Linked DNA regions of Homo sapiens: all the other regions are linked to region 3. A link is a loop called in an ENCODE intact Hi-C map of the cell type or tissue named here. Cell type or tissue: GM12878. All regions are shown on one strand. Links, peaks and the distances in the headings refer to the core of each region. The heading gives the core; the rest is flanking DNA.

Region 1 (4,692 bases), core at 236-4,235, 270 kb before region 3:
GGAAGAATAAGGTTATGTGCTCCTTATTTCACTATTATTAGTAAAATTTCATTTTGCCCATTTCCGTCAATAAAACAGAGCCCTACCAGCTAGCTTGTTTTGTTTATACTACTAACTAATGGAATTTCAGAGCCTGACCTTAAAAATGCATGCCTTCATAATTAACAAAAGGAACCTCAGAAAGACATGAAAGAGATGCCGTCTTCTCCCCTTCTACAGAGGGAGACAAATCTTTTTCCCATAAAACTAGTTCCAGTAATCTAATTTGATAAAACACTAAATTGAGAGCAGTCAGACAAGTATCAGTCTTGCTTTTGTGTGTGAATGACTGTTACCAACTTATTTTCTTCCTTTATCAAAAATCTGTCCTTGAAAACTAATATGAACAAAGCAATCTTGTAAAAGCCCTAAAACTAGAAATTGTTGCCATGGCCTGCAAAATAACAGTGCTTGTTATTTTCCATTATTCTTCCCTGCTCCCAAGATCCATTCTCTTCTTTTCTAAGCCTTGTACTGCACAGAACGCATCACCCAGCACCCCACTCCGACCCCGCCCTGCCCTGTGTGCATGGGCCTGGGTGGCTTTGACCAACGGGAGGGCCTCATGAGACTTGGGGGAAGCAAGCAAAATACTCATGCAAAATCTAAGGAGGTCTTCACTCTCAGGTTCCACCCTGGGCAGCATGAGCCTGAGAATGAGCATCTTCCTTCCTCACTCGGGAATTACGGGGCAGGGTATTCATTCCCACTCTCTCTCTATTTTGGGCTACGTTTCTACTTATGGCACCAGCCCCCCTGCCCAGGAAAGGGCTAGAGGTGACAGGGGAAACTTCTTCAGGGATCCACTTCTCCTTGGGCTCCCCTTGCCCCTCCAGCCCTACAGATAGAGATGGTTTCCCACTGCTATTGGTCTCTGGGTACCCCAGCTTCCCTTAACGTTACTCATACCTTTATAAGTAATTCCTTGAACCATCTGAGTTGGAAGTTATTTCTCACAAGAACCAATAATCTTTAAAAAAAGGTAATTCTGAGTATTGATCTTACTTGATAGTTTATTGTTCTGGTAATAATGTGATGGATAGCTCAGTATTCTGTGAAAGGAAAATAAATCTTGGGGCCCCCAAATCACTAAGCTAAAGGGAAAAGTCAAGCTGGGAACTGCTTAGGGCAAACCTGCCTCCCATTCAATTCGAAGTCACCCCTCTGCTCACTGAGATAGATGCATATCTGATTGCCTCCTTTGGAAAGGCTAATCAGAAACTCAAAAGAATGCAACTGTTCCTCTCTCACCTGTCTATAACCTGGAAGCCCCCTCCCCGCTTCCAGTCTTCCTGACTTTCCTTCAAGTTGTCCTGCCTTTCCAGACTGAACCGATGCACTTCTTATATATATTGATTGATGTCTCATGTCTCCCTAAAATGTATAAAACCAAGCTGTGCCCCAACCACCTTGGGCACATGTTATCAGGACTTCCTGAGGCTGCGTCACGGGTGTCCTCAACCTTGGCAAAATAAACTTTTTCAATTAACTGAGACCTGTCTCATATTTTGGGGGTTCACAATTCTTAACTAGTGTAATTAATGAAAATATCACTCTATCAAACCAGAAAAGAACTGGAAAAGAACTTGAAGTCAATGCATTTGTGTAATTTCTTATATTAACTGAAAAATCAAGAGTTTTGTCCCATTTACATAAACATAGGAGAGTGAAAACTTCAGTGAATGTTGGAAAGCATAGATGGAGGAAGCGTTTAGAAAGCAAGTCTATCACAGCCTACAAAGACATGGTCATAGTGGCAAAATTTTGTTTTGTTTTTTTTTTTAAGAGTATCTAGCTCTATCCTGATTTTCCAGCATGTAATCTATAATAAAGGGACAGAGAGCCATCCTGAGCCCCATAAATTCAGGTGTGTGTCTTCAGCTAATGCTGCACAAAGCATGTATGGGAAGATGGCTTATGTTGCTGCACAAAAACTCCTATGGCTGGCACAGCAATTTCTTTTTTTTTTTTTTTTTTTGATGGAGTCTCACTCTGTCACCAAGCTGGAGTGCAGTGGTGCCATCTCGGCTCACTGTAACCTCCACCTTCCCGGTTCAAGCAATTCTCCTGCCTCGGCCTCCAGAGTAGCTGGGACTATGGGCGCGCACCACCACACCCAGCTAATTTTTGTATTTTTAGTAAACACAGGATTTCACCGTGTTGGCTAGGATGGTCCCAATCTCCTGACCTCGTGATCTGCCCGCCTCGGCCTCCCAAAGTGCTGGGATTACAGGCGTGAGCCACCGCACCTGGCCAGCAATTTCTTTACCAACACAACTTCTTTCCCTGAGCGTTCGGAGCCGCCCAATTGCTTTGTCCTCAGGGGAGTTGTTCAACAAGTTGTGACTATCTTCCAGCAAAGCACAGCAAAATCCAGCTTGCCCACATTTTGAAAAGGTACAGCTTTAGTTTCCTGGGACTGAAAGAGGGAGGGGGAAGAGGTAAAGAAGTCGCCGCTCAAGTTCTGGGGTTGTTACCTCAGTCCTGCAGGGGATGCTATTGTGTCATCATTCCATCCACTGCTTGCCAACCAAAGGATGGGCCACAATGAAGCTCAAAGTCATTGCTCATCTATCAGAGCATGGTATCGACCTATTCGGACACTGTGTTAAACGAAGAGGCTTTTAGAAGCCACCATTTCCACGCTTCTCAGTTCTGCTTTGATAGCAAAGTAATTGCAATTTTCCAGTGTGAAGTTCTGTAGGCAGCAGAGACACTGATGTCTTGATTTACACATGTACAGAACTGGACTAGCTATTATTATGAAAATGTTAATTAGTGTTATAACTGCTCTTTAATTTGCATATTCTGTTAATTAACTTTCTCTTAAGAGTGACCACATTTAGAAAATGGGAGTGAGAAGACTATGGAAAATCAGAGGCAGGAAAGATTGTAAAGAACTTTTTCCCCCTTCTGATACTAAATCTTCACCTTGTTCTTACCCGGGGTTCTTTCTACTTTGGCCTGCACACTTCTAGTGATTTCATTGCAGGGGAGAGGAGGGGATGGGTACCATTATCCAATCATTGCTGGGTATTATGTGCTAGGCACTTCACATTTTCTCCTTTATTCCCCACAATCACCATAGAAGGTAGATATTGTTACATCCAGTCACAAATGTTGAAACTGAGGTTCAGAGAGTTTTTAAGAAACCCGGTTTTAGAAACAAGTATGTAGACTTCTGGTTTCAGTTCCAACACATAAGAACTTGGAAGTCACCACTTTTATCCTAACAACAAGAAAAAGCTGGACAAACTGAAAATCAATGACTTGTACTTGTACAGGACAAATGATCACCCCAAAATCTGGAGAGACAGAGAATATAGCAGAGGTCTGCTTACCTGGAACAGAAGCAACTGGAGCCATAGACTGGCAAGAGCATGCAAGTGGTCACTTTGACAAATTGTTGGAAGTTGCCAGTGGAGTAGCTGGAGAGTGAGAAACTGCTGGGGCCAAAGTTTTTGTTGCCACTGGAAACAAGGGTAAGAATTATAGCAGAATTCTTGTCAGAAACCATGCAAAAGTCAAGTGGGGTGAAATCTTTGAATCATTGAAAAAAGATAACTGCCAACTTAGAATTCTAAATCCAGAGAAATTATCCTTCAAAAGTGAAGGAGAAATAGACTTTCTCGGACAAACAGTCTGAGGGAATTTCTCACTAGCAGACTTGTTCTGCAAGAAATATTAAAAGTTCTTCATGCAGAAGGAAAAGGATATAGGTCAAAAACTTGGATCTACAAAGGAGGAGCATCAGAGAATTGGTTGATCTAAAAGATAACTTTTTGGTTAAAGCAATAGTAGTAATAACGTACTGAGTGATTAGAGCATATTGATAAGCAGAACAAATGTCACAATGGATGGGAGGAAGGAATTGAAAATATTTTAAATAAGATACTTGCACTATATGTGAAAAGGCACAATGGTATTATTTGCAAGTGGACTTACATGAATTAAAAGTTTATATTACAAACCCTAGGGCAACCACTGGAAAAGTTTTAAAAAATGTATATAGTTGAAATGCTAAAAGAAGAGGTAAAATAAAATAATATAAAATATCAAAAAATCTATAAATGAAAACTAAACAAGGCAAAGAAAGAGGGGGAAATCAAGCATGTGTATAGCGCTGTTCTAACCATTAAACTAATGTTAACTCTTTTAATCTTTGTTACAATCTTATGAGGCAAGTAGTATCATTATCTTCATTTTCCTGGGTGAGGAAACTAAGGTATAGAGGGTTAAGTGGCTGGTGCAAAGTCACACACCCAGTAAACAGTGGAGCTGGGATTGAAATCCCAGGCAACCCTTGCTCTTAAGCCTCAAGCTAAATAGCCTTATTAATGTTACAGCCAGAATTTCAAATAAAATCTCTCTGACTCCAATTGCTGTGTCCTTATCCACTATGCTAGGAATAAACTCTGCTATTTCAATTTGTAAATCATTTTATCTTCTAGTCACTTTGGTTTTTATTTTATTTTATTTTATTTTTGAGATGGAGTCTCACAGCCCAGGCTAAAGTGCAGTGGCGCTATCTCGGCTCACTGCAACCTCCACCTCCCGGGTTCAAAGGATTCTCCCACCTCAGCTTCCTGAGTAGCTGGGACTGCGGGCATGCACCACTATGCCCAACTAATTTTTGTATTTTTAGTAGAGATA
Region 2 (4,692 bases), core at 513-4,512, 720 kb before region 3:
ACCGACACAGCAGCAGAAACACTAGTTTTTCCTCCTAGACCCCAAGGAGGCCCAAGGAAGGTTGGATTTAGTGGCCCTTACTGACACATTCTCAAAAACCTGTTAGAGTCCTAAGCATTTTCCTGTTAGTATTGGGACCTTACCACTGACCTATAAAGATGTTATTTCCAAAAAATGAAGTGGAGGGTCATACCCAGAGGGAGGGAAGGGATCTCCAGGGTTGAAAGAGTGATACCTTTTGTTCTCACTTATGTGAATAGGAAAGATACCATTTCTGAAGCTCCCCACATCCTAGCTTCAAGAATAGCTTTTGTTAGGCCTGCTAGTCTGAGGAGGGATCCTAAAATTCCAGATAGTCCCCCCTATAATGGGGCTTTGGGCAAAAATTATGCCTTTCTGATTGGTGAGCCTGGGTGCCTAAAGAAGGGAACAGAGTCCTGAGGTTTATACTGGAAATCATTCTTACAGGAGAAACTAGAAAAGCACAAGAGACAGGGAGTGGTTTTTAGAAGCAGGACTAGCCTTGGAGAAGAGAGGTGAGAGGAAGTTTGTCTGAGAGGCATTAGGACCCAGGAGGCAAGGGTCAGCATAGATAGGTTAGATGGTCGAGTCTCACTTGGGCGACATGACTTTGAGAGTTCTGCTCTTGGCCGCAGGGTCAACCAACTTGTTAGGACCTGGGAGCTGAATGGCTTTCCTCTCTGTTGACCCTCAGCTCAGCCCAGAAGTACAGGAAAAGCAGAAGCTTGTTCCAGGCACACCAACGCTCCCAACTCCAAATAGTTGGGGGTTGTTATAGAGTCCTTTACCAGAAAGCCTGACACCCATGTCTTTAGTCTGGCGGCTGTGCTAGTCACTTTTAACTGACTGACAGGTGCCCGGTATTTAGCCTCCGAATTCTAAGGAAAAATAGGACAGAATAGCAAGCAAAAGGGGTCCGATGGTACTCACTGCTTGGTGGTAGTCCCTTCGTGGTTGCCAAAATGTGTCTGGAATGGGTTCCTTCCAGTGGGTTCTTGGTCTTGCTGACTTCAAGAATGAAGCTGCGGACCCTCATGGTGAGTGTTACAGTTCTTAAAGATGGGGTGTCCGGAGTTTGTTCCTTCAGATGTTCAGATGTGTCCGGAGTTTCTTCCTTCTGGTGGGTTTGTGGTCTCGCTTGACTTGAGGAGTGAAGCCACAGACCTTCACAGTGAGTGTTACAGCTCTTAAAGGTAGTGTGGACTCAAAGAGTGAGCAGCAGCAAGATTTATTATGAAGAGCAAAAGAACAAACTTCCACAGCGTGGAAGGGGACCTGAGCGGGTTGCCACTGCTGGCTCAGGTGGCCAGCTTTTATTCCCTTTTTTGGCCCTGTCCACATCCTGCTGATTGGTCTGTTTTACAGAGTGCTGATTGGTCCATTTTACAGAGCACTGATTGGTCCGTTTTACAGAGTGTTGATTGGTCCGTTTTTACAGAGTGCTGATTGGTGCGTTTACAAACCTTTAGCTAGACAGAAAAATTCTCCAAGTCCCCACTTGACCCAGGAAGTCCAGCTGGCTTCACCTCTCAGTAGGATATGAAATAACTCCAAGCTTAGCGTTCCAATAATGGAACACTAGGCATAAATGAGCTAATATGGGGGAACCACATTTAGAAATACAGTGCTCTGAGACAATGTGCTCTCAATTTTACCAGCCATATTATTATTTCCCCATTATCTTCTTAAAGGGAGCTTTGCTCTCTGACATTGACTAATTAAAACAAAAAAATTTTTAGAGTGTTTGTCACATTCATGGAGTGATAGTATATTTCCTAGCTTTGAATGGTATCACAAAGGTTAAGATTGACAGATTAGAGTATATAAAAGTCACCATAGTGAAAATAACTAAAGTATGGCAGTTGACCAGGAAAACTTACATGAGTTTAGGAGACAAAGGTTAATAGTTAAAGCACATAAAGTGATTATTCAAATTTACAAGGAAATTATTGAGATTCCAGTAGATAAGTACAAAAATAAATATGTAATTTTTTTTTTAATTCCAAGAAGTACAAATTAACCTTTGGATTGTATTTCATGCTTAGTAAAGCAGTAAAATCTAAAAATGTCTAGGTCCTATAATATTGGTTAAAATTGGTGTATGTTTCCATTTGTGATAACAGTGTGAACTTGGTAGAAAGTAGCTTGGTCATATGTCTCAAAAGCCATAAAAATGATGATCTCCTTTGATCCCAATGACATAATTCTTAGAAGTTTGTTTTAGGAACATGACTTAATAGAAACAAAAATACACATGTGTAAATGTCCAATTGGAAATTGAATAAATGTGGAATGAGTGAATTTTTTCATAAAATATTGTACAGCAATATAATAGACTATTACACAGCATGAACTATGAAGACACACATTATGCTAGTACATAAAGGAAACAATATCTAAAAGGTATTTCTGGTTAAAAAAATGGGTGCAAAATTCTTAATTTAAATCCTTACTTTTCAATATTTTATAATGACTATTTCCCAACATACTGGAAAGTTAAAATAATTTGGTGAATATCCATATACCCATCACTTACATTCTACCATTAACATGGTGTTATACTTTATTATAACTATCTACCTTAACATTTTTCCATTTTTTTCCATTAAAAGTTCAACTTTCCCCAGCTATCAAGAAATAACCTGTTGCTGTCTTGAGAGATTTTTGATTAACAGAGGGGTAATTTTTAAACTTCTGTTGAGGATCAGAATGGTTTCTTGTAAGTTTGTGTATGGCCACCAGGTGTAGCTCTGGACCACAGCATTCAGTGATAAGCATCTGCAGGGAGGGTTTTAGGAAAGGCAACTTCTAAATGAAATCAAACTTGATTTGTTTATTTGGGTGAGGGAGAGTACAATAAATTTAACCTTCATTAAGATGTAAAGTAATTATATAAACCTTGATATAGAATCAAAACCTGCTTCCTTGAAGGATTTCAAGGATTTGATTTAGGTTATATATTTTCTTTATTGTTCAAAAGCTTCCACCACGTTTTCTCTTACCTGGAGTGTGACTTTCTTACTCCACAGCCTCAAGGTAATAAGTTTTGGCTTATGCAGCAAACATGTTTATGTCAGCAGCTGTTTGAAAGGTTAATTTTAGAAATATTTAAGTTAGTCATGGACATTCAAATATTCAGACTTCTTTTGTATAACAAAACCTCATCACAACTCGAATTTTTCTTTAGTGTGATTGTTTGATTGATGTCTATATCTTTTTAAACATAAACTCCATAAGGTTTGAAAATGTATGTAGAACAATTCCAGGCATTCAGTAAATATTTGTGAATGAATAAATGGAAAGAATGATTTGAAATTGACTGAAGGCTATTTTGTAACAATTGGTAAGTCTACTCCTTAAGAATGTGCTTGTTCCATTTTTAAATTTTCTTTTAATAACAGGATCAATTTTAAATAATCTTTACAGTTTTAAAATTGCTCCAACATGAAAATATTTTTCTGGTTTTATTTGTGAAAAATAGCTATTTTTAAAGGAAAGTAGAGCCTTAAACTACTTAAAATAGATTTTTATAATCAATTTTAACCAACAAGATCTTTTCTTTTTCTTCCCCTTTAAGGAATCCTGGGTTTCTTTCTATGCAGGGTGTCATCAACTGCCAATTTGTTTCTACCTACCAGAAAATAAAATCATAGAGGCAAAAATCCAGTAATATGGCCAAGTAAACGACTGGAATAACCAGATGAAAGAATTTTCTCCAATTTATAGTATTTTTTTAAAGGAGATATTTAATAAGCTATATTTGAAACAGTAGGTTTTTAAATAAAATGACGCTATTTAGAGTAAAAGGTCCTGGGAGAATTTTAGTGTAAATAAAGGAGATGTCTCTCTCAAAGAATTTAGTGTCATGCTTTTGAATATCTGATAGGATGGTGGAAAGATTCATCAAAGGAGAAGATGAACAATATTAGAGCTGTTGTTTTTAGAAGGACTCCTATTTATTTACAGGAAAGGGAAGATTCCAGAGAAACAAGATCACAAATTTACCTAGCTCAAGAATTAAATTATTGACTTACTATTTTTATAATTGTGTTCTGCTTTTACATGTCATCTTTCAAATTATACTTATTTATAAGGAAGAATCATTATATATTTAAGGGCTGGGACTTTGATGCTCTTTTCTCCCCTTCATTTCCTTGAAAGGTAAGTAATGTCTATATTGCATACCTGTTTTGTGTACCTTCGCTTTCTTCCTTTCTTTCCTCCCTCCTCTTTCCCCTCTTTTTTCTCCTTGCCCCCCATTTTTCCATTACTAGTTAAAAGTTAGTTTAAATTGCTGATATTCTGGAAACATGAAATATTTCTTGAGAAAGTTAAGGTACCAAGCTCTTACCATCATGTTTTCATAACTGCCCCAAAAATATTATGCAGATTAATGTTTTGACATTTATTTGCTTTTCCTTGAACGTCATGATTCATTTTTATCTGATATCAGCTCCATTTATGGCAAACAACTGGTATTTGCAAATTACAATTGCTATGACAAATTGCAAGTATAATTTTGATCATGATTATTGTACTTGCCTGAGTCATGGCTTGCATCATCTTCTGCCATCCGATCTATGATTCACAAAATTTTATTTCACTACATCCTTTTTAACCCCCCACATAAGCGTCAGACATAGCAGATAAATATGTGATGAAAATTTGTTT
Region 3 (4,692 bases), core at 218-4,217:
ATGTTCACTTAAAAGTTATTGATTCCAACTTCTGTCCTAGAGATAGCATAACTTGGATGTTTGAGATTAAAAAAAAATGCTTTTAGTAACCTTTATTTAACTCGCTCAGCTTGCTATATAGCCAAGTCGGTATTTATAGTTTGTTTCCACCCTTGATAATTTCATGCCAGTACTCATCAGAATGGAACACTGACTTGGCTCTGTCTGTCCTTATTCTCATCTCCATCCCCTCCTTTCCAACACACTGCAATTCTAGATTGAAGACTGCACATTTATTTATTTATTTATTTTTTTGAGACGGAGTCTCACACTGTTTCCCAGGCTGGACTGCAGTGCCGAGATCTCGGCTCACTACAAGCTCCGCCTCCTGGGTTCATGCCATTCTCCTGCCTCAGCCTCCCAAGTAGCTGGGACTCCAGGCGCCCGCCACCTGCCTCTGTTATCTCTTCTAAGAGTGTGCACCACTAATATCTTCTACTCCTACTCTGCCATCTATCTAGTTCCCTTCTCTTTTATCATCCAAACTTGGAGTTCCCTCTTTTGCAAATTATCTCCAAAAAGAGCAACTTAGAATTTGTTACTCTCCAGGGAAATTTTCACTGAAAGCAAGTCTGTTTATATATGTATATACTGGTATTACACAAATAAAAAGATTATATAGTTTATTTGAGGGAAGAAGCAGTTTCTTTGTATTCCCCCAGTCAGGCATCATCCATGAACATAGGCTTTGCTATTTTTTTTTTTAATTGAAGATGTTAGGGGAAAACAAAGTTTAGCCATATTTAATTTTATTTAGCCATATATTTTATTTAGCCATAAAATAAAATACTGCTTTATTTTATCATGTGTGGCAGACTGTAAGTTCTGAGAGAATTCAGAAGAAGAAATGTTCACCTGTGGGGAGAGACTTGCTACTTATTTGCTACTTGATTGAGTTAATTTTGAGATGAGTTCAGGGACTCATTTTAGCTCTAAAATTTTGATTCTGCGTAAGCAAGAAATAGGTCATAAGCTGGGTAAGTATGGAATAACCAAGGAAAAAAAGTAGTCCTTAGATGGGATGAGTAACAAGAGTGAAGGCATTTAGGTGAGAATTAGATATGTGGTTGTGCATATAGGAAGTAAAATGATCAATGTGGTTAGAACAGAGAGTTTATATTAAGGAATAAGAGTGCATTAGGTTGAATAGATGGAAAGCTAGATATTAAGAAGAGAAATTTAAACATACCCAGATGATAGAAAATCATGTTTTTCTAATGCAATCTGGTCATTAAAATGATTTTTTAACATGATTGGTGTGATAGTCTTACGCCTAGTAGATTACAGTGAAGAAGAGAATGGTAGAAGAGGCTTGTGGTAATAATTTAAAAGTGAATTAAGGAGAGCCTGAAAGACAGTGGTGGCAGAGGGAAGGGAGAGTAAAAGATAAATATAAGGACATTGCAAATTCACCATGACAAACCAAATGACATAGGGCGTCTTGAGGTTTTCAAGGAATTCCGAGGCAAAGGCAGTCTCTGGATTTTCAGAGTTTGGAAATTCCCCGCCCGCCCTGCCCCCCAAATTCTAGTATTTTCCCCAAAATAAACCCTGGTCTTGTTTAAAGGATTTTTTTTTTGTTTTTTGTTTTTTGGTTATTTTTATTTTTAAATAAGTTGTTATGGCCCCTAGATTTGAGCAAGTTGTTCTCATATTTGACTAAGTTAATACTAAAGGATGGAAAAGTTCTTTAGAGACTACCTACTTCGCTATTAATTTGTCATTTATCCCTGCATTATATACTGTTAAAAACATTGGAAGGACGAAGGACGTTAACTGGAATGACGATGGATGAGTGTGGGTACTGTCATATAGGGGAGGGGAAAGAGCAGAGGAACTTTTAAATTATTAAATTATTATTATTAAATTAGAGGAACTGAGAAAATAAAGATACTAATAGTAAGGAATATGTTATTTTTAATTTAAAAAATTTTTTTAGACAGCATATCCCTCTGTCACCCAGTCGAGTACAGTGGCCTGATTGTAGCTCACTGCAACCTTAAATTTCTGGGCTCTAGTGATCCTCCCAAGTAGGTGAGACTACAGGTCCACACCACTATGCCCAGCTAATTTTTTTTTTTTTTTTTTAATGTTTTTAGAGTCCAGGTCTCACTGTGTTGCCCAGCCTGGTCTCAGAACTCCTGGTCTCAAGCCATCCTCCCTTCTTGGCCTCCCATAGTGCTGGGATTACAGGCATGAGCCACCATGCTAAGTTTTGTGGGGAAGTGTGGAAAGTACGTGGCTTGATTCTTATCAGAAAGTTTCACTTTACTTTTGTCTGAGTCTTCCTCTCTGACATCTTCTTTTCAATTTCATAAAAGAACACTATAGCAAATACATCTTACAACCATGACCATACTGTCTCTAGAAAGCCAGAATATTATGAAACATTTAGTAGGTGAGCAAGAAAAGTGGAGTGATTCTGATGCCAGAAATAGCACCGAGCTAATACAGTTTGATCTATTTGTTATTTAGAATACACCAGTGATTCTCTAAGGGTGCAGTTTTGCCCCCTAAGGGACATTTGGTAATATTTGAAGCCATCTTTGGTTGTCACACCTGGGGTGGGGTGCTACTGACATCTAGTGGGTAGAGGCCAGGGTTGTTACTAAGCAATTCATTGGGACAGACCCCACAACAAAGAATTATCTGGCGCCAACTGACAGCAGTGCGAAGATTGAAAAACCCTGGAATGTAGAGTAGGCAGGTTCTTCCCTGGACATGTTTGGAGACATAGGTCAATTTTTTTTACTTCCTTTTCTTCTAGGCTTGACCAGATATCATCCTACCAACAGCTTACAATACCATATAGATTCTTACTCTTTGTTTCATTGTGTTCTTATCTTAAGGGTATATCTTAGACATTTCAATTAGACAAATATTTCTAAATATTTCTACCCATCTTCATTTAGGGTTGCTTTTTTCTGCTAAGTTTATTTTTCTGTTTTACCAGTTTATCTCTTGAGGCATCACTCTATTTTTAAATAATTGAGGGCCTCTGATGATGTATTTAGGTATTCTCTTTTACAGCATTTTCATGTGCTTCAAGTCCCAGGTCTGGGTTGAGCTAGTTCTTGAGTCCAGATTTTTTTCATATACTGTTTGAACCTCTTCTGATTTTTTAGTATATAAAAAGTTTGAACAACAAGACCCTTAAGGGAAAAACTATCTTGGAGTTCTTTTAGAATGATTTTATTCTTGCTTACAGATAAAGATTGCCATACGTATAACAGCTACATACAAAAAGACTTTATAATGGTTTATAGCACTAAATGGAAAACACTGAAATTCTAGAATGAAACAAGGTTTGCAAGAACTTCTATTTGGCTTTATTGTTTTGGTTAAGCAGAGCAAAATAATTCATCATAATATGAAGATAAAAGTTGAATGAATGTATCATAATTGAGAAAGGGGTGTGTTTTTAGAAAAACAGTTTATTTTGTCCTTATCCCACCTCCATTTGATGTTGATGTAAACATATTGGCCATTTAATATAAAATATAATTCCAGTCTGCCTATGTATAACAACTACACTGTACAATAAAAAGAGATGGAAAGCAAAAGTATTTCTTTACTGTAGTGGTCAGGATATGATTTGTAGATCCAAATTTTGTGTGTGTGTGTGTGTTTGGAAAATTTGGGAGGCAAAGTTCTCAAGTAAGTGCAGATCTTCTTTTAGTAGATACTTCCTGTCTGCTTTGTATACACATCAATTATATCTTCATCTTCCATTTTCACCTGTACAGGTGTTTCATTAATTGGCCTCCCATCACATCCAAAACCAAGTTGCCTCATTGATAGATCAGTTGTTAACAATAGGCTCTCATTAGTTTGCTAAGTGATATACTCTGGAGCTGTACCACTGAACCATTCCACCCCACCACTGCAACTCTATATGGTTATTTTTTTGGGTCTTGACTCCTTTCTTGGGCTTTTTGTCAGCCATGGAAAGCATTACTGTTGCAGCTGCTGCTTCTCGAAAGAAGTTTCAGGTACCTCATGTATGTGCACACAACCAGCATTAGTAAGTAAGCCTGTTTTAATTCTGGAGATATTTTACCTAAGAAATATTTAAGTGTGTGAAGAGACTACTTTTCTGAGTGTAGAAATTTCAGGGCAGTCAAATGCATTTCTGTATTGTTAATGCTCTGAACAAGCTAGTGTACCTGGAGGGAGGAATTTATGTTGGTTAATGAGTAACATAGTTCTCTCATCCCATTACTTATTTATGATCAATTTATTTTTAATTAAGCTTTTAAAATTATTAATGCTACATGACATGCAAAGTTAAAATCAGCATGGAAGAATGAATGTACCATGAAAGTTAAAGGTTTCTATCCCTACTCTTACTTCATAGAGTTAATCATGGTTAGTAGTTTCAGATTTAGTTATATTAGTAAAGTGGTTCTCAATTCATGACTGGCATTTTTGGCAGTACTATACTTTGCAATGCAGGATTGTCCTGACCTGAACACTACTCAGTGTTTAGTGTCCCTTAATATTTGGTTTTCTACCACAGTTACTGAGACAATCAAAAATGGCCTAGTACATTTCCAAATGCTCACTGGGGAGAGGTGGTATGCTAATTTTAAAAAACATACATCTTAGAAAGCATATGTTTATGTTTTCAATTTCACACAGTAAGTATTGACT
Region 4 (4,692 bases), core at 207-4,206, 190 kb before region 3:
ATTACTTCAGTCAAGCCCAAATTTCTTCCTCATCTGTTACCTATCTCTGCATAATTCTCATAAAAACACACGTGCTCTCCCTGCCAATTGTGTCCAACTGATCTCTCAAACCCCAGCACCTTCTACAAAACAACTCCTTTCCTTCCTAGGCATGATTAGCGCAGTCAGAATTCTTACACAAGAGCCAGGACCACACCCTGTAGCCTTTCTGTCCAAACAACTTGACCTTACTGTTTTAGCCTAGCCATCATGTCTGCGTGCAGTGGCTGCCGCTGCTTTAATACTTTTAGAGGCCCTCAAAATCACAAACTATGCTCAACTCACTCTCTACAGCTCTCATAACTTCCAAATTCTATTTTCTTCCTCACACCTGACGCATATACTTTCTGCTTCCCGGCTCCTTCAGCTGTACTCACTCTTTAAGTCCCACAATTACCATTGTTTCTGGCCCAGACTTCAATCCGGCCTCCCACATTATTCCTGATACCACACCTGACCCCCATGACTGTATCTCTCTGATCCACCTGACATTCACCCCATTTCCCCACATTTCCTTCTTTCCTGTTCCTCACCCTGATCACTCTTGATTTATTGATGGCAGTTCCACCAGGCCTAATCGCCACACACCAGCAAAGGCAGGTTATGCTATAGTACAAGCCACTAGCCCGCCTCTTAGAACCTCTCATTTCCTTTCCATCGTGGAAATCTATCCTCAAGGAAATAACTTCTCAGTGTTCCATCTGCTATTCTACTACTCCTCAGGGATTATTCAGGCCCCCTCCCTTCCCTACACATCAAGCTGGAGGATTTGCCCCACCCAGGACTGGCAAATTAGTTTTACTCAACATGCCCTGAGTCAGATAACTAAAATACCTCTTAGTCTAGGTAGATACTTTCACTGGATAGGTAGAGGCCTTTCCTACAGGGTCTGAGAAGGCCACCGCAGTCATTTCTTCCCTTCTGTCAGACATAATTCCTACAGTCTGATAACAGATGAGCCTTTATTAGTCAAATCAGCCAAGCAGTTTTTCAGGCTCTTAGTATTCAGTGAAACCTTTATATCCCTTACGGTCCTCCATCTTCAAGAAAAGTAGAACGGACTAAAGGTCTTTTAAAAACACACCTCACCAAGCTCACCCAGCAACTTAAAAAGGACTGGACAATACTTTTACCACTTTCCCTTCTCAGAATTCAGGCCTGTCCTCGGAATGCTACAGGGTACAGCCCATTTAAGCTTCTGTATAGACGCTCGTTTTTATTAGGCCCCAGTCTCATTCCAGACACCAGACCAACTTAGACTGTGCCCCCAAAAAACTTGTCATCCCTACTATCTTCTGTCTAGTCATACTCCTATTCGTTCTCAACTACTCATACATGCCCTGCTCTTGTTTACACTGCCGGTTTACACTGTTTTTCCAAGCCATCACAGCTGATAATCTCCTGGTGCTATCCCCAAACTGCCACTCTTAACTCTTGAAGTAAATAAATAATCTTTGCGGGCAGGACTATGCTGAATCTCCTTAGGCACTCTCTAATCAGATATCCTGAGTCGTCCCAATTCTTAGACCTTTTATACCTGTTTTTCTCCTTCTGTTATTCCATTTAGTTTCTCAATTCATCCAAAACTGTATACAGGCCATCACCAATCATTCTATACGACAAATGTTTCTTCTAACATCCCCACAATATCACCCCTTACCACAAGACCTCCCTTCAGCTTAATCTCTCCCACTCTAGGTTCCCACGCCACCCCTAATCCCGCTTGAAGCAGCCCTGAGAAACATCACCCATTCTCTCTCCATACCACCCCCCAAAAATTTTCGCCGCCCCAACACTTCAACACTATTTTGTTTTATTTTGCTTATTAACATAAGAAAGCAGGAATGTCAGGCCTCTGAGCCCAAGCCAAGCCATCGCATCCCCTGTGACTTGCATGTATACGCCCAGATGGCCTGAAGTAACTGAAGAATCACAAAAGAAGTGAATATGCCCTGCCCCACCTTAACTGATGACATTCCACCACAAAAGAAGTGTAAATGGCCGGTCCTTGCCTTAAGTGATGACATTACCTTGTGAAAGTCCTTTTCCCGGCTCATCCTGGCTCAAAAAGCACCCCCACTGAGCACCTTGCGACCCCCACTCCTGCCCACCAGAGAACAAACCCCCTTGACTGTAATTTTCCTTTACGTACCCAAATCCTATAAAACGCCCCCCCGACACTTATCTGCCTTTTCGGACTCAGCCTGCCTGCACCCAGGTGAAATAAACAGCCATGTTGCTCACACAAAGCCTGTTTGGTGGTCTGTTCACACAGACGCGCATGAAACTCTTCATAACACAGGTTAAAATATGCGTTCTTTTCTTAGCCAGGGTGACTTCATGCAGGGCTGTTCTTCATGTTATTAGGTGGCCTTTAATATCTTTGAAATATGGCACAATTAGAAGCCTGAACCTTACTCTAATGTTTATAGCAGCACTTTATCAAACTTGGTTTCGGATCATATACAAATTCTGACACTAGAGGGAGTGCATAATGTATTACAGAAAGGGAAAGCATACACCTAATAAATTCAAGGTAAAAATGCAGAGTAGCAAGACAAGACTTTCATTATCTTCCGTTCAGTAAGCCCCATGCCTTTCCCCCACAACCCCGAAATTACTAGAGGCCTCTTTCCCCCTTAGAACTGTAGTTTGAATTGGTAGGAGGTTGGTAGGTTGCTTGAAGAACTGTGAAAAGAGTGTTTTATTTTAGAGCCTTTCTAGTGTTTTGTTTTCATTTTTAAAAAATTGAGACATAGTATTTCCTACCTCTCATACATTAGATGGCAAAATTAAAATTACTCCTGGCCGTTTTGTTCTGTTTCTGACTTGGTTAAGATGCTTAACTATATAGTAATGTCACCTATAGAATGAAAAGACTCGGGCTTTATCCTTTGCTTAAAAAATGTAGTCTAGTCTTATGAAAGGGTAAGCATTGTTTTTAGCATTCAGCTTCATAATTTATTCCCTTACTATAGGTGCTGCTCTGATAATTTAACAGCCAATGTCAAACAATTAACAAATAATATTTAAGGCATTTTTATTTCCTAATGTCAAAAATTTCTCATGCTCTAACCAAATGGAATGCCTAATGCCTGAAAACATGTAAATGACTACAAATATGACTGAGCTATTAACACAGCAACAAGAGATTCGACTGGCTGAAAAAGTGAATGATCATTGCCACCAGTAAGACTCAACAACTGTTCTCGAAAAATGTGATCACTGCTGTGTGCTTTCCTAAAACCTTTTTGTGTATTCATTATACATTCCACAATTATCGTAAATCCATCTTGTACTCACACAAATCTTTGAACTACCGGTAAACTGTCTCTTTAATGGAAATGAAAATTAGAAAAATTAAAAAGCAGGCTCATTATGAAAAATCCTGTACTTTATCCAGATGAATGAAATGACCCACACAAATGAAACATCCAGACTCACATTACCTTTTCCTAAAATACCGAAACCATGTCTCTGACTAGGGCATATTTGTACAGACTTACCTGACAGAGAGCCTTTTGGTTAATGATATTTCACCATAATGACTTCTGGAAAGTTAAACCAGATTTCAGGCAATAGACTATGCAGGGTGTATGTGTGTGTGTGTGTGTGTGTGTGTGTGTGTGTGTGTGTCCATCTGCATATATGTATGTGTCTATGTGTGTGTGCTGTGTCTGTCTATGTCCATCTGTCTGTGTGTATGTGTCTGTATGTATGTCTACATGTATATGTGTATGTGTGTCTGTATATGTATATATGTGTGTCTGTGTGTATGTTTCTGTCTGTGTGTGTCATGATTTTTTATTCAAAAGCACACAAGTAAACACATCATGAGAAGTACTATTTCAACATTACAGTTCCAGTTAAAACACATATGAATCAATTTACACAATATCACAGTTTCTAGATAGCAAATATCATATGGAGCAAGTTTGAATCCTGCCCCATGTTTGGATGAATGCCAGATATTTTACTCTTGCACACACCAAATAATGGGGGTGAGGATGCAGCAGATTCTACGGCTCTTCAGTCTGTGGTGCCCATGCACGATTTCTACCTGTTTTCAAAGGTTCTCACCTTTGTGTTGCCCTAATGATGTTTGCCTGTGCTTTAATCTTATTAAGTGCAGTTTGAGTGTGCTGATGAGCCCAGACACTCTGCCTAAATTGGTCACTTGATTTTTCCCCACCTCTTACACCTGACACTCTCTCTATCCACCACCACCTGTGATCAAGCTTCTCTTCCCCCCTTGGTGAGTATCATAAACCTTTCTCACTTTTCATCCACACATTACATTTACTTATTTTCAAACTGTTGTACATTGCTCATATATATTTATCTTTATCATTCAATTGAAATGTTTTCTTTTCACCTGTAAAAATTGGTTAGATATATTGGATTGGGATGAAATTAATCATAATTTTCCCCATTAAAAATAATTTTTCATGTAACAGCTTTCACTTAGTGGCAGAATTTTCAGGAATTAATTCAAAATGGTAAGAAAGGGATACACAAATATTGAAACACAGAGCACCCCACCGGACAAGTCTGGTAAGTCCACTCACATTCTCCAGGGGAACAAAGGGCAAGCCTGGGAGAGAAGAGATGAAGTACCCACCCTCTGCATTAGTGTTTATGGTATTTTATTTT
Region 5 (4,692 bases), core at 504-4,503, 210 kb before region 3:
CAATTTTTAAGGTGCAATTGAATCATCTTAGCGTCTTGTTAAAATGCAAACTGAGTAGTAGGTACTATGGTTTGAATATGGGATTTTTTGGCCCCACCAGGTCTCATGTTGAAATTCTATCCCCATTGTTGGAGCCTTATGGCAGATCCTTTATGAATGGCTTGGTGCCATTCATAAAGGGATTGAGTTTTCACCTTTGGTTCCTGAGAGAATTGGTGTTGAAAAGAGCCTGGCACCTCCTCCTCTTTTCTTGGTCTACTCTCCACGTGCTGTCTGCACGCAGCCCCCCTTCACCTTCTGCCATGAGTGGAAGCAGCCCAAGGCCCCACCAGAAGCCAAGCAGGTGCCAGTGCCATGCTTCTTATACAGCCTGCAAAACTGTGAGCCGAATACACCTCTTTTCTTTACAAATTGCCCAGCATCAGGTATTCTTTTCTAACAACGCAAATGGACTAAGACGGTAGGTTTGGGGCAAGGCCTAAGATTTGCATTTCCAGTAAACTCAAAGGTGAAGTTGATGCTGTTGATCCAGAGACTACATTCTGAGTAGCGAGGAGACAGATGTCCCAAATTCCTACTTCTCCAATTCAACTAACCCCAGACAAGTCACTCCCTCACTTGGGCTTCATTTATGAAGATGTAGCATCCTCAATCATCTCATTCTGAATACTTCATTGGCCTTGAACCATGTCATGAATGCAGCAAATCCTAAATGAAAAATTTGTATTTCTCCCCTCCTTTTCTTTGTTTGCCTAAGCCAGCATGTGAAACTTTAGCACGTCAAGCTCACCCAAGAAGCTGTTTAATATGCAGATTCCCTGACCCCCCGCCGCCCCCCACCCCCAAGACATTCTGAATCTGTAAGCCATCACTACGAAAACTGCCTTTTTAACAAGCACTTCAGGTAACTCTTATGCAGGTGATTTAAAAATTGTCTTTTGTGCACTGTTAATCTAAATGAGCACAGATCAATAGAAATATGATGGAAGCTCATATGTTATTTTAAATATTCCAGTAGCCACATTTTAAAAAGTAAAAAGAAACAGGTGAAATGAGCTTTTATAATATATCTTATTTAACCCATTAAAACCAATATGTTATCATTTTAACATGTAATCAATATAAAAATATCGAGATAATTTATGTATTTTTTTGGTAGTAAGTCTTTGAAATCTGGTGTGTATTTCAAATTTATCACACATCTCAATTCAGACTAACCATATTTCAAGCACTCAGTTTTGGTCACCGACCCAAGACCTGTTGGATCATAAACTCTGGGTATGGCCCAGTAAGCTGTATTCGAGTAAGCTCTCCAGGTGATTCTCGTATTCACTTGAGCTTGAGAACCACTGATCTATGCTATTGTTTCTTGAACTTGACTGCACGTTGGAATCACCTGGGAAACTTAAAAAAAAAATGCTTATGCATGAGTCCGAGTCCCAGAAATCAAGATTTCTTTAAAAAGGCCTTCCAGATGATTCTAATATGCACCAAAGTTCAAAAGCTGCTGCTCACTGTCTCTTAAAGATGCCTACCTTATTATCTTCAGCTCCGAGAAGTTACTGGGCTCCTTTCATCATTTTCTGTGATGTATCATGCTCTGCTCACCAGTCCCCCCAAGTCCACATTTCTTGTTTATTCCACTTTGAGTTTTTAGAAAAAAAGTAATCATCTAAACCACTACTGCAATTCCCTTCCTAAAAGGGAAATCTCTGAAAAATCTGCATCCTTCAGCTTCTCCCCGATGATTGCTAGTCCCCACCTGCTTGACCCACTCAGCAATTCTCACCCCTTACTCCATCTCCCCATAGCCCCCACGGACCCTGATTCATCTTCCGGGAGCATCAACCCAATAACAGCTCCATCCCACTGCCTATGTGGCTCCCAAATTTTGGACACTTATCGGTGACTTTTAATTGAGCTGTGGCCCTCTCCTGTATTTCAAAGGAATCCCTGAAGGCCCAAATCATCCCTAAAAGTCTCCTCCAGAGAAAAAGAGCAAAAACAGAAATCAACCCATGAGCCTCCTTTCCTACCACTGCTAAGAGTTTCCATTCAGTAGATCTCCATTTCCCACTACCTTGGGTTCCAGCAGCTCACTGGGAGAGGAGGGATCTTTGAGAAGGTCATCTGATCATGTGTGGAAGGAGTCGAGGGAATTAAAAATCAGATTGCATGCCCATGTCATAGACTGTTCGGGAAAAAGCAGCTGCTTGGCATGTGTGTGTGCAGCCCACACAAACAACATAGGTCATGTTTACGTCTATGTAAATATGTATAGTTGAAGCACCCTCTAGTGGAACACCTAGAGAAGGTCACACTCTCTGGAGAAACTCACCCTTGGAGAAAAAAAAACAAAAAACAAAAAAACAAGGTATTTGGAAATCTTATCTGCCCAGAGCATCCATGGTGAGATATAAGAGCACAAGTCTATAGTGTATTCATGTACAGGGGCACAGGCCAGCCCGGTGTCCACCTGGTCTGCTGGGTGAGGAGGGGGCATGAGCTGAACTGGCCTTTCTTGAGGCCTCACATGGAGGCTTTGATTCCCCTGTTGCCTGAGGTGTAAGAAAGCAGTGTTGGGATGTATTTTACAGATTACCACGGGTTCCTTTCAGGCTAAGAAGCTGTCCGTCTCCATTTCAAATCAAGGAGTGGGGAGAGAAGATAGATTATTCACTATTGGGACAACTGGATTGCTATCGGGAAGAGGATAACTTTGAAGCATGAATCAACTTTCATACACTAAATAAATTCCAAATTGAAACATAAAGAATTTGAGAAAAGGAGTGAAGATTATGTTGAAGTAGGAAATACCTTGCCAAATGTAACCCCAAATCGTAAGTCATTTTAAAAACCATTGAGAAAGTTTAACACATAAAAACAAAACATTTCTACATGGCCAAAAACAATGCCATGAACAAGGTCAAAAGACAAATAGCACACAAGGGGAAAAATGCAACGGATAGTACAAAGGGATAAAGTCCTTAATCTAGATGGTGTTCCTACAATTAATAAGCCACACACTCGGAGTTCAATAGAAAAAAAAATGAACAAGGGATATGAACAGACAGGTCACAGAAAAGGAAAGAAAAAATTATGCTCTTAAACATATAGAACAATGTTCATTCTCATTCGTAAGAGTTGTTTTTCAACATCACAGAGTAGGATCATATGCTAAGCAGGGCAAGTACAAGGAAGCAGGCACAGTCACATGTGGGAGTGTGGAATAGAAACTGGCACACTGTTCATGAAGGGCAATTTTTTAATAGCCTTGGTCAAAATAAACATTAGCCATACACATTGACCCAGCAAGTCCACTTGTAGGAATTTACCTTACAAATATGCTTACAGATGTGTGAAATGATGCATGCATGAGGAAATTCATGGAAGCATGGTTTGCAAGAGCAAAATCCTAGAAACACTGTAAATGCCCATCCAGAAGGGACTGGGGAAATAAATTATGGTACATCCATACAATGGAATACTATGCAGCCATGGGCTCCACGTTTCCAACATAAGTCATCTCTATCTGTGGAGATGTGGATTAATTTTCTACATACATAAAGTGAAAATAACAAGATGAGGTGAGGATGTGAAGATTTTCATTAAAAAAATGAGGCTCCCTGGGGGGAAAAAAAAAATGTTTCTCAGGTTGTAGAACCAGCTGGTGATATTTTTATGATTTTGGTATAAATGTTGCTTGTTTTGTTTTTAATTCAATAGTTTAAAATTATCACAGAGGGAATACATAAATGTAAGAAAAGAATGGTTAGTTTTTATGTTATGGGCACGACAGTCATATAACTGCTTGTATTTTCCTCTGCATTTGCTGCTAGAAAGCTCAGAGCCACATTAGTAGCCCACCTCTTGTTGTACAGTGTTTCAGGGCATGTGTATTTTGTACTAAACTCTCTGCTGACTTAGTTTTATTTTTTTACAACTCTTTACTTTCCTAAACAATTATTTTACATAGATTATAATAAACTGCTTCAAATGCATCTTGTAATGAGACAGTGCTGTATACCGACTGTTTGTGTCACCCCCACCCCAAGAAAATTCATGTGTTGAAATCCTAACCCGCAGTGTGGTGGTATTAGGGAGGTCGGGCCTTTGGGAGGTGATTAGGCCATGACGGTGGAGCCCTTGTGAATGGGATTAATGCCTTTATAAAACAGGCTCCAGAGAGTTCCCTCACCCCTTCCACCTTGTGAGGACACAGCAAAAAGATGGCTGTCTATGAATCAGGAAGCAGGCCCTCACCAGACACTGAATCTGCTAGTGCCTTTATCTTGACTTCTCAAAATATAAGAACTATTTTTTTGTTGTTTATAAGCCACCCAGTCTATGGTATTCTGTTATAGCAGCCCAAATGGACTAAGACCGATAAGCATATCTTTTTTAAAAACACTAGAAAAAGAAAGCAAAGTGAAGAAAGTAGTATACGCTTCTGTTTGCATTAAAAAGAATACATGCATATGCACATTTGCATAAAAATATCTCTGGAAGGTTAGTAACTCTAGTTTCCTGCAAGGGCTAGGGAACAGAAGACAAAGGGAATCTTATTAATTACTAATAACTAGTTAATAAAATACAAAATAATTTTTAAAAGTTGTTTTATGCCATATACATCTTTAATAAATATTTTTTAAAGTTATCCTTCCCTTTGCTCTAAAGAGCCACTTGATTGCT
Region 6 (4,692 bases), core at 480-4,479, 78 kb after region 3:
AAATAGCCCAAATTTCGGAGATCATAACTAACAGTGTTAACTGACATACTTTTATTAATAATGCAAATGTAAAAGAAATGTGTATACACAAATGAATTTAAAATGGAAAATAGTTTCGAGACTTCTTCAGTATTTGTCTTACAATGAATTTAATGTTGATCATTTAAATTTAAGATGAGCATATAAATCAGAGCAAGATGATTAAAAAAGTATTTAAGGCTACCAAATATATTTCATATCTGACTTCAACATCAACTTTTATTGTTTAATTTTGGTTTCAGGGCCTTTTCACAGAGTTCTAATACATCTGAAATATATACCTTAAATCAACTACCTATATTATATTTCAGGATGTTAATTGGATCATAGCATTTACTTGCATTAAAAATTATGCAGTGTTGGTTGGAAAATCAAGTGAAAAGATTGAAGAAAAGTGGAAGAATGGTGGGATAGAATGATTATCAAACTCTTGTTGATTTAAAGTTAGATATTAAAGTAGAGAAGAAGTTTTATTATCTTTCTGATACCAAAATCTGTTAATATTCTAATAACTTGATTTCCATTTATGAGAGACAAGTTCATTATCTGAAGTACTAAATACATTGTCAGTTACAATTAAATCAGAGTGGTTTGACAAGGATTTTTTAAATTCAGTGGCAAGTGATACAACTATAGTATTTTTAATTGTGCTATGTGTTTTAGGTATTTGTGAAGTGTCATTTTGATTATAATCCATACAATGACAACCTAATACCTTGCAAAGAAGCAGGATTGAAGTTTTCCAAAGGAGAGATTCTTCAGATTGTAAATAGAGAAGATCCAAATTGGTGGCAGGTTAGTATGCTTCTCAGAAGTTCCTCAGCTACTTTTCTAATTTTAATCTTAGATCTGATCAATATCTGAATAGTCAGGAAGAATATTAGCATTTGTTACAATGATTTTTCCCACATGAACAGCTCCTGCTTCGTGGCTACTAATTTTGTGGACATAAGATCAAATTGGGAGGGAATTTGCAACTTAATAAGTGCAGAATTAACCAGCCTGTGGCACTAACCCATTGGTTTAGGGATTAGACCAATTGGTTTTTTTCACATGGGTAATTGCATTAAAATATGCTATTGGCCAAGAAGAACTCACTTGGGTCATCCCTTTTCAAAAGATAACTTGGGTTTTGTTTATTTTAAGTAGGAGACTTTTACTGTGAAATAAGTGTGTCTCTTGTCTCCTCTCCCTCATGTTCGTTCATAGCAAGTAAAGCATCATTTCTTAAGGTCTTAATGTCTATTTGCTCCCCTCTTCTCAGATATTGGGAAATGGAGGTTCACTCTATCAGTTTTGTTTGGTTTTGGATTAAAATCTGTGTATATGGAAAGAGATGTGTATTATCACTGTATTTTTCCCTCCTTTTTTCAGAAGATCTGTTTAATGGTATTCTTTTTTCTTCTCCTAATGCAGCTTTCAGAAACCCCTAGCAGCAGTAATAAGTCTGTTTTTGTAATGGTTTATGTTAGCTAACAACCACAATATTCAGAACTGGAAAAACTGACAGGTCAGGAAGTCTGAAATGCCTTAAACTATCAAAGCAAATGAGAGTTTTACTAAAGAACAAGGAGTAAGAGGAAAGGATCCAGGACTTAGCACCAAATTCTAAAATTAACTGAGATGTTGGTAACTCACATTAGCTCTAAATTATAGATCTACTTCTAAGGAGAAACAAATCACAGAATGAGAACAATCTTACTTATGTGTCCTTAAATTTAACTTAAAACATTATGTATAAGTGCACTATGTGTTGAGACAGCTAAGAAATGGGTAAATTAAACAGAATCCATGATTTCAAGAGGTTTCCCCTGAACTTTTTTTAGATCCCTCATTTAAAAAATCTCTCTGTGGCTGTTTCCTTTATTGAATTATTCCAGTTTTCCATTTTTTTTCTTTTTCCTATGAATACGATCTCTTAGTTTTCTCTTCTAACCTGTCACCATTCTCTCAGTTTCTCCCTGCATTTTGATAGTTGGTTACTTTAATTCTGTTTTTCAGGATTTTAAGTGCTTAAAGTTATACTAGATTTTCTATGCTAGTTGTAAGGATAGAAATACTAACTTTGTGAGATAAACCACTAACAGCCAGTTCTCCAGCCACTATTTTAAAATATTTCTCTTTGGAGCTTATTTTAAGTTAGCTGTTTTACATTAGGTGAAGTTTCGCCTAGTTTAAACTTACAAACTCTTGGGATATTCAGACTCCTGGTGGCATAAATTAAAATCTACACTTTATATTCCACATAGTATCTCCTTTTCATTTGGTTTGGCCTGAAATACCAACATAGTAGGATTAAGGTTGACAGTAAATATCTTACTAAAGGGTGCTAGATAAAATGTCCTGTTAATACATCTTATTTAGAATAGCATTTTCCTTTTCTAACTTAGTATCATAAATAAGAAGTTTTAGCAATTTAATTTGTATTTTGGTCCCCACATTTCACTACCAGATGACAGATATGAAGAATTTTAGGTGCCAATTGATTCTTCAGTGCTGAATTGTTTAAATATCTTAACTGACAATGCTATGGATTTAAATCTCAAGGTTGTTTTTAAGAGCAAATGTGACTTTTTTGACTGACCACTGCTTGTCTTACTTAATAGAATATGGTCTCAAATTTTGGTCACTGAGATGTACAATTCATTAATTTGATTCTAGGCTAGCCATGTAAAAGAGGGAGGAAGCGCTGGTCTCATTCCAAGCCAGTTCCTGGAAGAGAAGAGAAAGGCATTTGTTAGAAGAGACTGGGACAATTCAGGTGATGAGCTCGACACAATAAGTAACAAGCAGTCCTTTGTGACCACCTTTCTTTGTCTCTTTTGTCTAAATAAGCAAATGCATTTATTTAAAATATGTCTAGAATGAATCCCTCCCTCTGCTTTCTCTCGCTCATAAGTAATCTTTTTTGATCCCGTTCTGCCACCTGCTGGTAGAGTATCAAAATTCAGTGGCTTAACTCACCTCCACCCTCTTTTGCTTCCTAGGATGCCACATTGGGGAGATAATTCTCCCACCCCTGTAAAATACTATAGGGCAATTTTTTCATATTCTGATATACTGCTTAAGTTATATTTGTTTTATCATCCTTCAGGACCTTTTTGTGGAACTATAAGTAGCAAAAAAAAGAAAAAGATGATGTATCTCACAACCAGAAATGCAGGTAGGTTTTAAATACTTTTTGAGAAGTCCAAGTGAAGTAGCTATATGTCATTTAGTGTGGCATAAACTCTGAATATACAGCTTTAAGTGAGTGTAATTCAGATTAGTACCTAGTTGCAAGGGGCTGACATATGAACACATGGTGCAATATAATATAAATTATTTAAAACCCACATTATATATACTACCATGTGCTTTATTTTGTGAGTATAGTTTACAACACAAAACAAATTGGTTAAGATTTTTGTTTGTCTTAATCAAGAAGCAGTATCATAATTGAAACTATTTGTCCAGAGAATTTTGAAATAGTAATTTATGTGCCATTTCTAAAGGATAGAATGCCTTTGTCAAGATGTTAAAAGAGTTATGTTTAGGGCAACTGTATCCTGCCATAACACTGACCATGATAGTTTTAGAAAAATAGCACTGGACCAAATAAATCTTAGTCTGATCTAATAGAATTCTGTCTTAAATCTTTTAGTCATACAGAAAGAAATATATTTAAAAAGAAAGAAATGGTAACTATATGAGGTGATGGATATGTTTAATAGCTTGATCGAGGTAATCATTCACATTGTACACATTCATGAAAACATCAAGTTGTACACTTTATATACAATTCCTGTTTGTCAGTTGTACCTCAGTAAAGCTGAAAAGATTTTTAAAAACAATGTAAAATAAGACCCCAGACCTGGATTGGCTACTCATTGGCTATTAAAAATAAATAAATAGGAAAGAAGGGAAAGAATGGAAACTACTATATTTATTCTTCCCAGTTGCAGAGGATGACAGAAATAAAAAACAGCTCTATGAATCAGAAATTTCTGGAGGCTTAATCAAAGGAGTTGGCAATTTTAAAAGTACTTTCTTGACTTCAGAGCTACCTCTATGCTGGTAATAAACTAAATAGCACACCATAAAAGAAAATAATATAGAAGGAAGAAGTAGGCTTGCTTTCTCTTAATATTGGTTTAATCTACTGTGGGGAAATTGTGCAAAGAAAGAGTTACTATTAGGATAATAAGCTAAGGAAGGAGTGTTATTACTACAGATTGAGAGTTACAGTAATAACAGGTAATATAATATTTCAAATCATCACTTTGGCCCTATTATTCATAAAATATATGCCCATAAGGCTTTTTTGCAAAATAGAAAATTTGTAATTTTCCCATCGACTAAGATTATAATTTTGGGTTATGTTTCTAGTGAAACAGTTGGATCTAAAATTTATTTTATATGTAAATTTCAAAATCTTAATATTTAAATGTATGTTGTCAGTAAATGTCAGTATGTTGAATTCTAATCAAACTGATAATTGTTGATTTGCCATACAATATTTATTCATTTATATAATTGGAAGGTCACTTGTTCTGTGGAACTTACTTAAGCAACCACGCTAGGTTTACTCCTGTCCTCCGTATTTGCTACATGCTTTCTATATATACTGGTTTGTAATTTGATTATTTATATTAAAGGATTTTTACTGGCAAA
Region 7 (4,692 bases), core at 412-4,411, 650 kb before region 3:
TTGGACTATGGTGAAGTTTGAATTTAATGTTTCTTTGTTGCTTTTAAGTTGAGATGATCTGTCTAATGCTGAGAGTAGGGTGTTGAAGTTCTCAACTATTATATTATTGTATTGGAGTCTATCTCTCCCTTTAATCAAATAATATTTGCTTTAGATATCTGGGTGCTCTGGTGTTGGGTGCATATATATTTACAATTCTATATTCTCTTGCTTAATCGATCTTTTTATTATTATATAATGTCCTTCTTTGTTTTTACAGTTTTTAATTTGAAGTCTGTTTTGTCTGACATAAGTATAGCTACTCCTGCTCACTTTTGATTTCTACTTGCATGGAATATCTTTTTCACTCCTTCATTATCAGTGCATGTGTGTCTTTACAGGAGGCATGAATTTCTCGTAGGCAGCATATATTAGTTTGGTGCAAAAGAAATTGTAGTTTTTTAAATTACTTTTTTAAAAATGACAAGACTGTGATTACTTTTGCACCAGCCTAATAGCTTTGTCTTGTTTTTTATCTATTCAGTCAGTATATCTCTTCTAGATGATGAATTTAATTCATTTGCACTTAAATTTTTTATTGAAATGTGAGGACTTAACACCTGTTATTTTTAATGATTGTTTTCTGATTGTTTTGTGTATCTTTCTTTCTTACTTCCTCTCTCATTGTTTCTTTTTTTGTCTGCCTGTGATTTTCTGTAATGTTAAGGTTTGATTTCTTTCTTTTTCTCCTTTGTGTATTGGCTCTACCAATGAGTTTTATAGTTTTCCATGTTTTCATGATGCTAGTTACCCTCTTTTCACTTCTATGTGTAAGACTCCCATTTCTTCTAAGGCCAGTCTAATGGTGATGAATTCCCTTAGTATTTATTTATTTTTTTGTGAAAGATTTTATTTCTTCTTCATTTCTGAAGGATAGCTTTCCTGGGTACAATATTCTTGGGTGACAATTTTTTTTTCTTTTAGTACTTTAAATATATCATCCCATTCTATCCTGGCCTGTAAGATTTTTGCTGAGAAATCTCCTGCCAGTCTAGTGGGGATCCCTTATATGTGACTTAATACTTTTTTCTTCTGCTTTTAAAAATCTTTGTCTTTTGACAATTTGACTATAATGTGCCTTGGAGGGGACCTGCTTAAGTTGAATCTATTTTGAGTTTTCCTCACTTTTTCATGTCTATTCTCTTTGTGGAATGTTATAATACAAATATTTGTTTGTTTAATGGTGTGTCATATATCCTGTAGGCTTTCTTCATTCTTTTTTCTTTTTTTTGGTCTGACTGTGTTATTTCAAAACCCTTGTCTTCAAGTTCAGACATTCTTCTGCTTGGTGTATTCTGTTCTATACTAGATTGTGTTTTTTCATTTCTTGAAGCTCTTGATTGTGTTTTTAAATTTCATTCCTTGAATTCGTCAGCTCTAGAATTTCTGCTTTTTAAAAATGATATCTATCTCTTTGTTGAATTTCTGATTCAGATAATAATTTCCTCCCAATATCATTGAATTGTCTTTCTGTTTTCTCTTGTAAGAAAGTTCCCTTAAGATTATTATTTGGAATTATTTTTATTATTCTTATTACTGAGTTCCCTTAAGATTATTATTTGGAATTATTTTTCTGGCGTTTTATATATTTCCTTATGATTGGGGTCTGTTACTTGAGAATAATTTTTTCCTTTGGAAGTGACATGTTTCTTTGCTTTTTCATGATTGTGTTCCTACATGGATTTTTATGTAGCTGGATATTTGCTTCTTCCAAATTTCTGGAGTAGGTTTTGTGGGGAAGTCCTTATTCGTTGGAATGGGTGTTGGCCTGTCATTTCACTGGGTTGTGTTGGCCTTGCTTCTAGATGGATGCAGTGTTGTAGTCTCCGTATAGTTTCCTCAGCTGTAATCCATACTAGTGGCATTTGTGAGTTTCTCAGAGGCCTAGGGTGACAGAGTTTGTGGTGACAGTGTTGCAGCTTTGCCAGGAGAGGGCTCACTGAGCTATTTCTCAGGTTGAGGGCATATGCAGCTTGGTTCACGGTCAGGGGTGGATAGGGAGTACACACCCTGTGCTCCTAATCCAGGACCATGCAGCCATGTGAATTCCTGAAAGTTCTCCAAACTGGACTCAGGGCTTGTGAGGACTGTGGGATTCTCCTGTAGTAAGGACTATAGGTGTTTGCAGTGACAATGAGAGCTGGTAGGGATCTTCTGCTTACCTTTTCCCCACAAATGTCCCTCCTATCTCCAGGCTGATCTGATCTGAGTGGAGGAGATGGGGCTACAGAGGCTGCGTGCCTCCATGTTGCTCTCCTGGACTTCCAATCACTACAAGTGTGCCTCTACTCTACTGCTGCACTCCAGCACTCTCCCTTAGACATGCCAGTCAAATCTTAGCTGTGTTTTCATTGCCTTGGTCCTTTCTTGTGGGAGGGAGTAGAGATGCCAGGCATCTTGCTGATGTCACTCTACTTTTATTTTTTAAAATGTGGCTATAGCCAGGCATGGTGGCTCACACCTATAATCCCAGCACTTTGGGAGGCTGAGGTGGGTGGATTGCTTGAGCCCAGGAGTTCAAAACCAGCCTGGGCAACATGGCAAAACCCCATCTCTACAAAAATTACTAAAATTAGCTGGGCGTGGTGGTATGTTCCTGTAGTCCCAGCTACTTGGGAGGCTGAGGTAAGAGGATCACTTGAACCTGGCAGGTCAAGGTCAAGGTTGCAGTGAGCTGGGACCACACCACTGCACTCCAGCCTGGGTAACAGAGTGAGACCCTGTCTCAAAATAAATAAATAAATAAATAAATAAATAAATAAATAAATAATAAAATGTGGCTACCAAAAATTTAAAATTACATTGGTACCTAGTGGTGTATTTCTATTGGACAACACTGTGCTTGAGAGTAGGAAAAGAAAGGGTATTTTTGTAGTGATTGCTGTGGGTTGTACATTTGGACGTCTTTAAATGTTTTTCAAAGATGTTCATAGAGATTGGAATTTCTATTCCTTTACTGAAATGTATTAGGTACTGGGGATATGTTGGTGAACAAGACAGAACCCTTGCAGACTGAACAGACTAGGGGACTTGCTTTTCTATAGAGGTGTGTGTTGGGATAAATAGATGAGAAACAGAAGTTAAATGATGTAATTAGGGATTGTGTTATACGATGGAATAAAGGAGGATAAGTTGAGGAGTCTGCTTTAAATGTGGTTATCAGAGGACACTACTCTCAGGGGATATCATTACATTTTTAGGAGGAGCCTGCTGTGGGAAGAACATAAAAGCCTCTACACACAGTCACAGTCCTGCCTTACCTCTTCTAAGTTTAGGATTAAAAGTAGGCTTCACATTGCAATAGAAGGCTTTTCTAATTAGTTTTATTTTCTTCTCCTTCAAAAAAAGAGTGTGACAATTTCTCAAGTTTGTCAGGTAGGGAGGCAGAGACTGCAAGGATGAGTGCATTGATGATCCCCTGAAGACAGTGTTCCAGATAGTTGTTTGGGGAATTCCCTCAGCAGTTGGTCCACAGTGCCATTCAGCTCCCTTGGCATTTACTGAACTGCTTTTCTAAATGGGATGCTTAAAAATGTACCATTCCTCCAGGATGGGTTTTAAGAGTCTTGCTTGTAAATAATGTTTCTTTTTTTCACGCAACTTAAGAAAGGTTGGAAGTCTACTCTGAAATTGTGCTGTTATGCCTCAGTCTTAAATACCATCCTGTGCTTCAGTTTTTAAATCATAATAATTATAATAAAAATAATGGGATAGTGTTAATAAAGCATATAGTATGTGCTAGAATATTTTACATACATCATCTCATTTAATCCTCACAGCATGAAGAAGCTGTGTAGTTTGGTGGCGAGTCATTCTCAGATTGCTTGGGGTCGAGTCTTAGTTCTGTTAAGCAACTTGACTGCTAGCAAACTTAGGCAAATTACTGAACTTCCTTCCCTCGTTCACTCATCTGTAAAGTGGGGATAATAATAGATTAATAATAATAATACTCAGTGTATCCTGTGGGGTTAGGGAAAAATGAAATAATTAATATATGCAATGTGTTTAGAGCAGTGCCTCGTCTGTATTAAGCCCTATGGTATGGCTAGCCATTATTGAAATAAAGTAACACCACCATTAGCCCCATTGAACACATTAGAAAACTAAAGTTCAAATTAAGTCTCCTGTCCAAGGTCACATACCGAGGAAGTGACTTCTCCCACTGCTACATTGAGATACGTGACTGTTGTCTGATGGCCTGCAATACTTCTAGGTGTGGGGAGGTTTGAAAAATAAGCAATACCGACTTGTTTTTGGCCCTGGGCTCCCTAGGACCATATGCTGTAGTGGGCTGGAAAAATTGGATTTTTGGCAATTTCATTCTGTAACTGTAAAGTAGACCTTTTCCTGCTAGTAGCATCTTTCCTGACTGTATTTCTTAATAGGAGATGACAGTATGGACAGGACACTTGGAGGCTTAGCAGAATGACTAGTTGTTTTGCTTCGGAGCTTGTTTCTTAAACCTCAGGGAAAGAAAAAATCCATCTGCTAGGTTAACTTTCTGGAAGCTTGTTGCCTAGAGATTAGGAGGAGAGCTATGGAGTCAGACAGGTCTGGGTTTGCATCATGGCATTTGCACTCCCTTGTCAAGTGTCTTGGGTTAGTCATTCATAATTTTGAAACTTAGTTTCTTCATGTATAAAATGGGGATGA

The links. A loop is a pair of places that touch in the nucleus more often than their neighbours do. Peaks named below come from ENCODE experiments on the same cell type or tissue, not always from the same donor. Only the 100,000 strongest peaks of a DNase experiment are listed, where the experiment ranks them.
Region 1: a loop joins it to region 3, with 10 times the contacts of the local background. A loop is called at or near these places in 4 of 110 quality-filtered maps.
Region 2: a loop joins it to region 3, with 18 times the contacts of the local background. A loop is called at or near these places in 9 of 110 quality-filtered maps.
Region 4: a loop joins it to region 3, with 11 times the contacts of the local background. A loop is called at or near these places in 29 of 110 quality-filtered maps.
Region 5: a loop joins it to region 3, with 10 times the contacts of the local background. A loop is called at or near these places in 5 of 110 quality-filtered maps.
Region 6: a loop joins it to region 3, with 4 times the contacts of the local background. A loop is called at or near these places in 45 of 110 quality-filtered maps.
Region 7: a loop joins it to region 3, with 11 times the contacts of the local background. A loop is called at or near these places in 2 of 110 quality-filtered maps.

What each region holds. Positions count from the first base shown.
Region 1 is chr7:24,315,977-24,320,668 of GRCh38, forward strand. LOC107986777 (a long non-coding RNA gene) reads right to left here. Exons shown (of 4, transcript XR_001745132.2): 2 at 3,381-3,509. Among named protein-coding and RNA genes, the nearest start is that of NPY, 34 kb to the left of the region's middle. In GM12878, for the core only: a CTCF peak has its summit at 2,546; a DNase peak (open chromatin) is centred at 2,589.
Region 2 is chr7:23,860,632-23,865,323 of GRCh38, forward strand. No RefSeq gene overlaps it. Among named protein-coding and RNA genes, the nearest start is that of STK31, 150 kb to the left of the region's middle. In GM12878, for the core only: a CTCF peak has its summit at 2,761 (motif pointing right); no DNase peak of the experiment used is centred there.
Region 3 is chr7:24,585,423-24,590,114 of GRCh38, forward strand. All of the region lies in intron 1 of PALS2 (protein associated with LIN7 2, MAGUK p55 family member), which reads left to right. It also overlaps the pseudogene SUMO2P14. Among named protein-coding and RNA genes, the nearest start is that of PALS2, 14 kb to the left of the region's middle. In GM12878, for the core only: a CTCF peak has its summit at 2,623 (motif pointing left); a DNase peak (open chromatin) is centred at 2,589; H3K4me3 peaks cover 596 bases; H3K27ac peaks cover 920 bases.
Region 4 is chr7:24,399,662-24,404,353 of GRCh38, forward strand. All of the region lies in intron 1 of LOC107986777 (a long non-coding RNA gene), which reads right to left. Among named protein-coding and RNA genes, the nearest start is that of NPY, 120 kb to the left of the region's middle. RefSeq lists enhancers at 1,611-2,265, 2,266-2,920. In GM12878, for the core only: a CTCF peak has its summit at 2,526; a DNase peak (open chromatin) is centred at 2,540.
Region 5 is chr7:24,379,816-24,384,507 of GRCh38, forward strand. All of the region lies in intron 1 of LOC107986777 (a long non-coding RNA gene), which reads right to left. Among named protein-coding and RNA genes, the nearest start is that of NPY, 98 kb to the left of the region's middle. In GM12878, for the core only: a CTCF peak has its summit at 2,289 (motif pointing left); no DNase peak of the experiment used is centred there.
Region 6 is chr7:24,662,888-24,667,579 of GRCh38, forward strand. It overlaps PALS2 (protein associated with LIN7 2, MAGUK p55 family member), which reads left to right. Exons shown (of 12, transcript NM_001303037.2): 6 at 703-834; 7 at 2,701-2,800; 8 at 3,134-3,202. Among named protein-coding and RNA genes, the nearest start is that of PALS2, 92 kb to the left of the region's middle. In GM12878, for the core only: a CTCF peak has its summit at 2,977 (motif pointing left); a DNase peak (open chromatin) is centred at 2,904.
Region 7 is chr7:23,937,155-23,941,846 of GRCh38, forward strand. No RefSeq gene overlaps it. Among named protein-coding and RNA genes, the nearest start is that of STK31, 230 kb to the left of the region's middle. RefSeq lists a silencer at 1,868-1,917. In GM12878, for the core only: a CTCF peak has its summit at 1,973 (motif pointing right); a DNase peak (open chromatin) is centred at 1,990.